2 separate regions of the Homo sapiens genome follow, and region 1 is linked to region 2. The links are chromatin contacts, found by Hi-C in ENCODE. All regions are on one chromosome and are shown on one strand. Each heading gives the region's core, a stretch centred on a gene start or an enhancer-like site at or near the end of the contact. The rest is flanking DNA. Distances are from core to core; before and after follow the strand shown. Region 1 overlaps LOC105379013 (a long non-coding RNA gene). Region 2 has its middle 23 kb from the start of TILRLS.

Region 1 (5,776 bases), core at 284-2,783, 1.2 Mb before region 2:
ATTCTCCTGACTCAGCCTCCCAAGAAGCTGGGATTACAAGCATGCACCACCACTCCCGGCTAATTTTTTTTTTATTTTTTGTAGAGATGGGGTTTCACCATGTTGGCCAGGCTGGTCTTGAACTCCTGACCTCAGGTGATCCACCTGCCTAAGCCTCCCTGGGATTACAGGTGTGAGCCACCATGCCCAGCCATCTTTTCTCCTCTTAATCTGTCCATCATCACTTAATTTGTGAACCCCCTACCACTGGATTCAAGTTGCAAGAAGAAAAATTTACCCCCCAATAGTTTCCTCTCTGCTTACTGTCAGCAGCATTCTCTGTCGTGACTACAAAATTATCTATTCCTGTATGTGTGTGTGCACACACGCATGTGTGTATTTACAGAGACCTGGCAGCCCAGTGGGTTGTGACTGAATGCCTTTAGGAATTTCCTTGGGGAATCAAAGCTTATTAAAGTAGAAACACTTCCCAGAAGATCAGAAATCTATCTTCAAACCAAGCTTGTTCCCCTGCTTATTGCATCATCAGACCAGGCGGCTTAAAATAAATAATCTATTCAAAGCGAACCAATTACAAAACTCACCTTTCAACTCTTAGTTTTGGGAAATGGACTGGAAGGACTCCTTCAATGGTAACTTGACCATGCTGTCTCTCTGATGACATCGTCTTGGAATGCTGATAAACTTCTTTTAGTATACACTTTAGGGAGAAGACAGTTGTCTAAATTAATGACAATCCTTGACAGTTGTGAGCTTTTGTGTCTGGTGGACTGGAATCCTTTCCTAACTCAATCACTTTTTAGTTTTGTAATCTTGAGCAATCCTTTAGCCTTTTTGAGGCTGCCTCAGTTGGCAAGGTGGGAGAAATAACACTTAACTTGAAAGATTTGGGGGGAGCATAGGATGAGATCAATGTATGCACTGGTTCTTTTCTTTCCGTCTTCTCTTTAAAGTTCTTATGAAATTATTTTGGCCACAAAATTATTAATAATACTTTATAGGCAGCAAATGACACAGCTGTTCCCCCATTATAACACACACCATCCTCCAGTTACTTGATATTCTTCACCTATTTTCCTGCTTCCCTTATTCTGGAAAAAAGATCGTACACACTTTATGTGGACAGAAAACAGTTTCTCCTATGAAAACCAAATAAAAAAGAAAAGCAGAACGTAACGTTTATTTTTGGCCAATTACTAAATTTTAAAAACCTTCCCTCTTTGATTTCATGAAGGTTTTCTAGTGTTCCCTTTAGCTTGTGTCTGATATGGAGTCTGGATCCCTTTCTCTGTCTTTTTCTTGCATGTCTAAATCTCATTATAGCTGGCTCTATCACCATGACCTGAGCCACCCTGAGTCTGGACTGACTGCATCAGGCAGTAAACAGGCCAAGATCTTTCTGGTCAGAGCTTGGCAGCACGAATTTAGGAAGATGCCAACATTGTTGCCAAATGGATGGCTCATATTTTCCATCTTTGTCTTTGTGGATGCCAGTCATGTGTTCCCTGTGGTGCCCAAATTGTGCAACAGACACTGGAGGCTCTGCGCCAGCACAAGGGCCTCGGATGGGGTTAGGCCTTCCTGATGGGCATAGGCCTGGATTGAGCCAGTGGATATATGTTCAGCCTGAATAATCAGCTATGGTGGGCTAGACAAAGGCTTGGCTGGGTATATGAAATCAGAAGCGAAGGCTGAGAGCGGCCCTAGGAAAGGAAAGATGGGATGGGTCAGAAGGGGGAACTTGGGTTGGCACTGATTGTTGAGGTGGGTATGGCCACCAGGCTGGGCTCAGAAGGATAGAAGTTGAGGAGTCAGGTAAGGCCACAGCTTGGATATAGCTAAAGACAATAACTAAGATCATTCCAGATGCTTCTCAAGGGAGATGTGGTGCTGATGGAGGCTTCCATTCACTGAAGCATGGCTTAGAGTTTCTCCCAGCAGCTCCGCTATGGGGAAATCAATCTACCTGTTTTCTCTAAGACCTGGTGTGCAGTGGGCCAGGGCAAGGAAAGGGGGATACTGGTTCCATTGGAACAAAAGCTGAGTATTCTTTGGGTCAGGGCCACTGAGTCTGGGTAAGCAGTGCTGTCTCCTGAGCTGGACTCTGAGGGAATCTAGATTTCTATTCATTCTTAGGGCTTGGAGAAAGGTCCCTGCCATGCGATATCTAATCAGAATGTGGATATGAGAAAATTAGTGATTTAGGAAAAGTGTTCTTCAATTTACATCTGTATCCATGTGAGAAGGAAAGAGGAAGAGGAAGAGGAAGAAGAAAAAGTAGAAGAAGGAGAAGGAGGAGGAGGAGGAAGAATCACTGTCCTAGAGTATATCAACAATTGTGAAACCCCTAAATCAATTTATTAGCCCCAGATCTGGAGCTTCTCTTGACCTGTAGTTGGTCCCTCCACCTGGTTTGTGGCTTATAGAACCCTAGGGATGGCATATAGTGGTCAGGGGGAGGAGAGCAGGTGAATGATGGGGAGGCACTACCATGAGATCTTCAGCCCCCTGTTGAAGGGGTACATATCTCTCAGGACGCCCCAACATCTTCCAGAACTCTTTCCAGAACTTATTCTGAAACTCTTCTGAGTCCTCTAAGCATCCCTAGGAAGGACGTTTCTGGTCTAGATAGCAGGTGAGATCCTTCCTTTGCTTTAGAGAAATGAGGTCAGGAAGCTTCTATGACCTCTTTGGTAGTAATGTCCACACAGAGAGTAAAACGAGGTTGTTGGATTGCAGGAGGCAGGGCTTGGATGTCCTGGAAGAGTGCCACATCTTTCCTTAGAGCTGCTTTTTGTTCTGATACTGAGGTGGCCATCACTGGCCCCAGACCCTGTGGCTCAGCCACGTCCCAACAAAGTGTCATTCTAGAGGGAGAGACGGCCTTCCTGAATGACTACATTCTAGTTCCTGAAGCCTGCCCTTGACTTTTTCTTGATTAACTTCCCTGAGACTTTAGGAACATTATATGCACTAAGTACATAAATTAAAAGTCTGCATGTAATAGTCTCTTAATAGGCAAATAAGTCTTAGTCCCAAAATGGAAAAATATTGCCCTACAGTACGTCTGAAAAAAACACACAAGCAAACCTGAGCCTAAACCAAACAAATAAACACCCTTGGCGTCTTCAAACTTTGCTATAAACAAACAAGAGACCTTGCAATTCTCAGCAGAAATGTCTTGTGCACATCAAAGCAAGATATAGGTGCTTAAAGCTTGTCATGGGTACTGTAATACCTTCTGGATGTGAGGCTACGTGCAATGTAGGGTGAGGGGAAATGTGTAATATCTGTGGCCCAGGCGAAAATGACCTCATCTATCTGTATCATCTCCACCCACAAAGCGCTTCTTAGATTGAATTATCCAGGTGATTGCTTTATCTCTCCACCATGCATTCCACATATAAAATTATCTTAACATTAAACACTGTGCCATTCTTAAAAATGGAACCCAAGCTCTTATAGCATTTTACAAATCTATAGTTTGATTTGTACTTCCTAGAATTATTTTTTTATAACATCGCTTTTTAAAAAATTCTCAAGAGTGTTGATTTGCGAGGCTGAGCTCCCTCAGGAATAGACTGACCTCCAGCAACTGTTCATTCCACCCCTAGTAGGAGCTTGAATAATGACTGAGTGACAAAGTGTCCCATTCAGTTATTATTCAACTATATTAAATTGCTAAAGTTGGTAATTGGAGCATATCTTATTACAAAGGCAAAAGTTCAACATTTTTCCCCAGGCACAATAGGCTTGCACATTTGAAAACTTCTGGTCTGGTAAGGAATAAGATGTCAGGGCATGGAGCATGCAACAAATTAAACAGGGGAAAATATATTAGCCAAACCCAGGCACAATTACCAAGCATTACTTTGAAGATATTTACCAATCTCAAGCTCTTTTAATAGGGATGGGAGAGATAAAGTAGAAGGGGATCTTGAAAATAAATCAGTATTCCTAAGCTCTAGGAGGCTGACACAATTGAAAACTGTCATTTAAAATATACTGGGGGCTAATAATAGAAGGTAAGTACAGGTTATTTACAACCTACTGTTTATCCACATTGGTTGGCACTCATGCTGTATCAATTATTGAATATTTTGAAATCTGATTTTATTAAAACTCATTTGGATCTACAGTTATAGGCTATGTATTGGAAGTATCATTTGGGGTCTGACTGAGATGTCCAAGTTTTTCTAAAATGGTACTGCACAGAAGGAGCAGTTTTACTGAGACAATAGGAGCTTTGGGTACCTGTGTGAATGTGGTCACACCAAGTTACTGCTTCAAAGAACAAGAAACGAATGCTGTGAGAACTGCAGAGACCACAGCCTATAGTGGTATTCCCCAAATGGGCCTGATCAGAAGACTCATTTGGGGGCAGTTGTTTAATAATTTAGATTCCCAGGTACCTTCTCTGGAGATTATGATTACTAGGTCTGTCTAGGGGAGGCCTAGGAATCAGTATTTTTGACAGTAGTCCCAGTGATTCTTTTGATAAGACAAATTTGGGAAACAACTATTGACATTCATAATGCTACCATTCATTCATTATTTTAATTATTTCACAATTACTGTGGTATTTTTCAAATATGAACCTAGATTCCCCACATAAAATCACCTGGGCTGTTTGATTAAGATCCTGGGCTGCAGCCCCATTCCAAACCTACCAGATAGATCTCCAGGGATAAGATCCAGAAATCTGCATTGTAAATGAGCCTCCCAAGTGATTCTTAGGTAATAAAGTTAGGGAATACTTGCAGTGTGTGTCAAGCACATCGTATGTTTCTTCAAGGTGTCCATTCTCAGTCAATAGGCAACAACCACTTCATTTAAACACCTACTAAGGCAGGAATCAGTGAATGACTTGTGTAGAGGTGATGTAAAGTGTGAAGGGAGAGTGGCAGCTCTTCCTGCTTTAAACCAGCCATCCACAGGCTTGTGAAAGCAAGAAGGGAGGCTACCCTTCAGACAGAGTGGCCAGGTTTTGGGGCACACGGGAGAGGCAAGTGAGGCCCAGGCCCTTTAAGACTCTGGAGTCTGTGGATGTGGCCAACCAATGCCTGGCTGGACCCAAAAACCCCACGACCTCAGGGTCAAGGGCTAGGGCACTGGTGAGAGCTCTCACTCGGAATTTCCTGCTGGAGTGCTAGACCTGCAGCACATAAATATACTTTACTTTTCTTTCTTCTCCCATTTCCTTAGTTTTGTTTGTGGAACAGTATTGGAGCCTTCCCAGGCATTGTTTCATTCTGACACCATAACAAGGTCTGCTCCCTATTCACTTTCTCAGTCAGAAGCCTGTGGAGTGTTCATTGTTCCTGTGGATTTTTACTGATGCACAATTGTGTTTAAAATAACTTGTCCGAAGTACGTCTGGAAAATAATAAGTACATTTATTTTAAGTAAATGTTGGCAGGTGATTCCAATTCTGATTTTCTTTGATTGCTCATGCAAATGAAAATTTAGGTGAATGCCCCTCTGGTTTCAAATGGTAAGAGTAACAATAACAGTAATAAATAAGGTACTCAAGAACTTTGAGGGATTGTTAACTCTAGCATAGGATTTTGAGTAAAAAATCGGAATGGACCTCAATTTCCTCATCTGTAAAATGGGAATCATAAGACCTGCCATAGCTACCTTACTGGGTTGCTGAAAGTCCAGTAAGTCTATAGTATTGATGCTTGGTGAACTATATATAAACTTTTTACTTTACACACACATTGGTTGTTGGTTTTAATAATTTTTTTTCTTGATACTTTTTTGCCCTCTGGCT
Region 2 (6,320 bases), core at 2,105-4,604:
TCATAAAGGATCTGAATCTTTTAAGTATAATCTTTTAAGTGACGAATTGTTTCAAATAAATCACTTAAATCCCTGATGTATTATAGGACTTGACATCAAAATTAAGTACTCAAAATATGCAAGCACAGTATTAGAAATGTCGCATGTATTAGAAATAGCCCACCTGCTCTAACATAAGCTAGGGTGGATGGCGAAGCCCACTCCCCCACCACACACACCACTGCCCCCTATACACAATCTTTCCCCCATATAACTTCCCAGGTGGATACAGAAGCGTCTCTGCAAAATTTGGCTAAAAACCGCTATCTAAATACAATTCAATTAGAAACAAGAAATAAAGAGTTCATCAGATACTTCAAAACAATATAAAGTTGTCGGTTTTATATTGCTGTAGGCTCAGATCCTGCCAACATGTTGAATGTCTAGTATATACCAGGCACTCTCCTTGGAGTCACATATTCCCATTAACATATATTCTTCCAGGCAGGGACCAGCTGATTTCTATATAATGCATTGCATTTCCAGCTGGGTCAATGCCTCTGTAGTGTGAATTATGTGGGAGCTATCACAGCTACAACTTTCATGAGCAACTTGTATTTTCTTCCCCAGGTATAGAAAAACCCAGCAGTCTTCCCAGGCTTCCTGCTTTGTGGATGATGGAATATGTTATAGTATGCTGAGATAGAATTGATAAAAATTACATAAGAAAAGTAGAATGAATATATATATGTATGTCTCTTTCCACTTTCTTTCAAAGCTATCCACAGTATTTTATCTAAATACAAACTGCAAAACAACGTAGGCCTTTTCCCTTTCATTTTATTGCATTTTTTCTCCCTGGAATAATTTCTGAGCTTAACTCCTGATTCTGTCATATAGTGTGGCTTTGTGACAACTGACAACTTATTTAACTTCCTGGAGCCTCGCCTTAAGAATGGAGTTATCAGCATCATCTGATTCAGAGAGTTGCTCTGGGGCTGAAATAAGGGAGAATCAATGTAAAATTCAGGGCGTTAATGCTTTTTTGTGTTAGATCACTTTCTACTCCTGGCCTTTCTTCAAGTGTAAGATTATCTGGACCATTATATCAACACCCTATCTTTGATGTACAAACATGTGAATTATCAGCTTTTCATCTCTCTGTCAGTAAATGGATACCCTATGCACATACAGAATGCACAAACATGAAAATGTCTACTTTAAATAACAATGGTACCAGCAGCACGGAGTCACATAATAGACAACATGTTTTAAAGTAAAGAATCCTCTTCCACGGAGTATTAATTTACCAGCTTTCTACATGCCAAGTTCCCAAAGCAGTCAAGAACATCTCAGACCTGCAGGCTTCATGTTTCCCCTAATGGGGTACTAATTGTTTTCACATAAATGCCCCCACTGTGCAAGCTCTCTATGTAGAATGAAAGTGGGTTGTGGAATGGTAAAAGTAAACCATCTTTCTGATGTCTACAATGTCATGCTTCAGAAGATTCTAGAAAAGGTCTAGCTGGAATTAAATATATTTATATTCAAAAGCTTTAGTATTTAACTTACAAGAATATCAATTGTGAGCCACCTTTCTAAAAAGTATCACCACTTCCCATAATATTTACTTCTTCCTAAAACAATTATGTTCTAAACACACACACACATACACACACACACGCACACTCTGTCTCTCTTTGATAAAAAGTATTTTCTCTGTGAAGGACTCTAATTTTGCATTTTCCTTATTTGCAACCCTGTTTAGGATTTTAAAATGAGGTGTTTTAATAGCGCCACCTGGTGGTAATGATCTACTTCAAGTACCCAACATAACTTCTCTTTCCTCACCTTTTCTCCTGTTTTGTGAGCTGTTTCTTTCATTTGTATTCATGAATCATTCCTTTGCATTAGTGTTGCTGAAGAAAGTAATGATTTTATCAAAACAAAGTAGGCTATTACAAAAAAACTAACAGAAGTGTTAATGTGAGCAGAACAGTAGAACCTGCACACTTAAGGGTATGCCACTCATCAGGGGAAAGAAATGTAACTAAAAATCAACAAAAGGCTGTGAAGAAACAAAAAGGGGAGAGGCAGTAACTCCAAAATGGGCTTTAGACAGAAAACTCACCTGATGTAGGGCATGTTGGCCAACATTTTCCTTTTATATATCTGCCACATTTTCTGCCTTGTGGCCAGTCTGAAAAAACTAAGCAGCCCAGTACAGCAGGCAAATGCTTCTCAGTCACAAACAATGGAATATTGAAGCCATTGATATTCCTCTCACAGCGGCAGGAACCATAGCAGGTGCTAAAGGAATTGGTTGTTTATGAAGAAATAATCAAATATTCCCTCCCTCCTTCCTTCCTTCCTTCCTTCCTTCCTTCCTTCCTTCCTTCCTCATTTCTGCCGCTTCTCACACAGCTACCAGCATCCCTCTCCCCAGGCATCAGAGTGCTACTTGGGGAAAATAATAATAATGTAGGATTTTTTTTCCCTAAATCACTTCAACTCCAAGGACCCATTAGCAACTTATGCCCCTTTACAGATCTCGCCAGTTGATCATCAAGAAAGGCAACTTTAGAGATGATGCAATCAGGGCAAAAAAAAAAAAAAAAGAACAAGTAACTGCAGATATCTTTTTAATTTTTTTTTTTTGTATGTACCTTTTTGAGAATTAGGTCATTAAATTCATTGAAAATTCCATTCTTCATCCAGCCTTTGAAAGTTCTCATCTTGTTCAACTTTGAAACAGATCATAAGGTGGATTCACATGGTGAAAAATGGGAGGGACAGAATGAAGACTTGACAACAATGAAGAGATAATGTCTACCTGGAGGCTAACCAATGGCACCCAGGCTGCTGAAAGAAATTCCTTCAGCAGGGGCCCAGGGAAGAAGCCTAATTTAAAGGTCAGAATCAGACACACAGACACACACGTACACACACACATGTACACACATTAATCTACACAATCACCAGAGCAATCATCTAGCCCATTTGCATCAGCATAAGGTTTCACCTAAACTCTCTGCACTGACCTTTTATGGAAGATGTTTGCTTTCTAGGGCCTGAGACCTGGGACCAGCTCCCAGAGACGAGGGTACAGGGGAAAGGACCTGAAAGTCAAGTTTTATGGAAGATGAAATGGAGAGAAAAAAAATATTTGTTTATTGGTGATTTTAGTTAACGGGAACAATAGCTTTGCATTGACAGACAATAAGTGAGGGGAAAATAGTGGTGGGGTGGCGGTGTGAGGAAGCCGACATGGATAGAGCAGCCAAAGGAAGCTCTGAATAGGCTCTGGAAAAAACTACAACCCAACAAACTATTCCATGACTGTAAGGCGCTGGAAGCCTGCCAAAGTCAGACATACATTCTCACTGACCTTTTTAGACCTGATTGACTCCCAATCAGACTATGAAGACTGTGACCGAGGAGTGAATTCCTGTTCCTTCCTGGTGATCCTGCATTACTTTCCAGTAAGTTCTCTCATGGTCCAATTGTTCTTTTATCTGCACAGGAAGGGAATGTGTGATTCCTTTTGGAAACTGGAGTACTGTGGGAGCCAGGCCCACTCTCCTGGCTGCTGGAGATCTGAGCATACCCAGGTCTGGAAAGAAGCCAAGTCATGGGGACTGTGATGCAACAGCTCACCTTACCACCAGGCTAGATGGTAGCTTTGACTTTCTAAGACCCAATAGCCTGTTAGTGACCATCAAACAGAAATTGTCATAACTTCAATGGTATAAAACTGGGTTCAGGAAACTACAGATTGTGGGCCAAGTCAGACCTATACCTATGTTTGTAAATAAACCTTTATTGGAACACAGCCACACTCGTTTATTTAAGTATCCTCTACCACTGCTTTCGCACAACAAGGGCAGAGTTGAGCAACTGCAACAGAGACCATTGGCCTACAAAGCCAAAATAATTTACTATCTTGCCCTTTACAGAAAAAGGTTGCTGACCTCTGGTTTAAAAGCAGGATCATTAAGAGAAGGCTGTGTGATATGCCAGAAGGACCATGAGAAGGGGCCTCCAAAGGCCTGGTTCTAGTGCCGCTGTCTGTTAGAAACGATCTAGATCTGTAACACTGAGTGAACTTGAATGTCTCTTCTAGCTGCAAAAGATACACAAATTCTGTAGTTTAAGCGATTGGTAATGCACAGGGTTTCAGATATCCATTTCACTGTCCAATACTCTCCATTCCCAAAAGAAATGTCATTTTTCTATTTGTAATCCAAAGATGGTGGTATATAAAATAATTACACTGGAATCCATACTTTGTGCTTACACAGAAAGAAACATACACACATGCAGGCACAGACACATGCACACACACTCACACAAATGCAAACATACACACACACACTGGAGCAAGCCTTCCAGCTCACTGCTCTGAGCGTAGGGTTTCATGCTCAAGATCCTTGCACTGACCTACAGGAAAGACAAGTGTCTTCTAGGGACTCACCACTTGATTGAAGAAAGCTGCTGTGTCTAGGGCCTCAACATCTGCAAAGCTGTAATCAAAACATTACTATTCAGTTACCATCTAAGACACAGCTGTAGAATTATGGAGAAATGTTTTATCAAAACTAAGCAATTGTCTGAGTCTGTCTCCTGACTGAAGAAAGAAGAATGCCTAATTCACAAAACACTTCATACTTTATAGCACATTTACATACAATATAATGGATGCCACCCTATTTACTTGTTTTCTATACCATCTTTATTTAGTGTTTATTTTATGAGCCTTGCAAATAGTTTCCAAACATCTCTAAATCTAAGAAAAAGTTAACTGAGTAAAGCTGATTTTTTTTTTTTTTTTTTTTTGAGACGCAGTCTCACTCTGTCGCCCAGGCTGGAGTGCAGTGGCGCAATCTCGGCTCACTGTAAGCTCCACCTCCCGGGTTCACGCCATTCTCCTGCCTCAGCCTCCCAAGTAGCTGGGACTACAGGCGACTGCCACCACACCTGGCTAATTTTGTGTGTGTGTGTGTATTTTTAGTAGAGACGGGGTTTCACCATGTTAGCCAGGATGGTCTCGATCTCCTGACCTCGTGCTCCGTCCGCCTCGGCCTCCCAAAGTGCTGGGATTACAGGCGTGACCCACCGCGCTGGCCGAGTAAAGCTGATTTTAAATAAGCTGTCTTAGTCTGGGTTCTCTCCAAAAGCTGGGCCTGAGACAAGAGTTTACTTTGGGAAATGATTCCAAAGAACAGGAGGAAAGAACAAGGCAGACTGAAACAGGGGGAGGGAAAGCCAATCCAGAGGTCTTTTACTGAGCTGATCACTGGTATAGGCAAGTGAGGCGCCCCCCTCTTGGGATGCTTTGGGTTGCCTTGCCGAATGAGTCCCTCGTATGTCTTTCTAAGGGATGCCAAGGGAAGTACTATCGTCAGCTCCCATCATTGCCCCCATGGGGTTTTCATTCATTCCCACTTGTGGTGTGTGCATAGGGCAGAATGGCTAACCCGGTTTCTGCAAAGTCAACAACAGCCTCAGAGAAGCCCCAGGTCAGAAAGCGAGAGTTTGGTGGTGCAGCTGAAGGGAGAGGCTGATAGGTTACAATCACACAGTTATCACAGCAATGCCTGGAGTCAAAAGGTAGGCTAAGAGGATGTAAGAAAGGGTACAAGAAGTGATCCATACAGCATGAAATCCTTAAATTGTACTACTCCATCCTCCCAACATGCCATCAGTTAGGTAAGTGTAACTGCAATATTCCCTCAACATCATATATGCCTCTGCCACATCCTGGGCACCTGAAATAGAGATGAAGACACTGTTTTTGTGCTAATGAACCATTTTAATGCATTCAGATCAACACTGTCAGTTAACAGGAGAACACAGACAGATTCTCGTACTTACAATGGATGGGTAGCAGTGAATGGAGGTCAACATAAAGGAAGTCTTCAGAATGAACGTAAAGCCTGAGAGTTGTTTCAAAGGACCAATAGGTGTTGTCTAGGAAGTAAAGCAGGAAGGAAGATTGAATAGCCTGTGCAGAGTCATGCAAGTTGGAGAAGTCAAAATGTGTGCAGGAAAATGCAAAATACCATTAGTAAGGTTAAAATAGAAATACATGTGGGGAAATGGTCAACCATGAAGTGGAAGAGGTAGGCAGATCCCAGACCATGAACACTGGATTCCATCCTAAAAACATTCAACTCCAACCTATCGACAGTAGAGGAACATGGAAGACTGTAAAGGAGGAGAGAGTAATTCAGTTTGCTTTTAAGAAAGATAACTGTGATAATAGCATGTAGTTTATACCATCTCAAAGGAATTTCAGAGGTAAATTAAAGCTAGTGTATTTTTATGATCCCAAGATAAAA

What was found. A loop is a pair of places that touch in the nucleus more often than their neighbours do. Pooled maps may share reads with other maps.
Region 1: a loop to region 2 is called in a map of heart right ventricle, with 4 times the contacts of the local background. The contact joins two enhancer-like sites. A Hi-C loop is called at or near these places in 13 of 168 maps with a recorded cell type or tissue (CD8-positive, alpha-beta T cell, cardiac septum, gastrocnemius medialis and 6 more), 3 of 37 single-sample maps with no recorded cell type and 17 of 50 pooled maps.

What each region holds. Positions count from the first base shown.
Region 1 is chr5:68,445,273-68,451,048 of GRCh38, reverse strand. The region is part of intron 3 of LOC105379013 (a long non-coding RNA gene); the gene reads left to right. Among named protein-coding and RNA genes, the nearest start is that of PIK3R1, 230 kb to the right of the region's middle. Within about 2 kb of position 1,533, at least 7 of the 41 ENCODE cell types and tissues checked have a DNase peak (open chromatin) inside an H3K27ac peak, as active enhancers do; they include heart right ventricle, where a contact is called at or near this core.
Region 2 is chr5:67,241,710-67,248,029 of GRCh38, reverse strand. No RefSeq gene overlaps it. Among named protein-coding and RNA genes, the nearest start is that of TILRLS, 23 kb to the left of the region's middle. Within about 2 kb of position 3,354, at least 7 of the 41 ENCODE cell types and tissues checked have a DNase peak (open chromatin) inside an H3K27ac peak, as active enhancers do; they include heart right ventricle, where a contact is called at or near this core.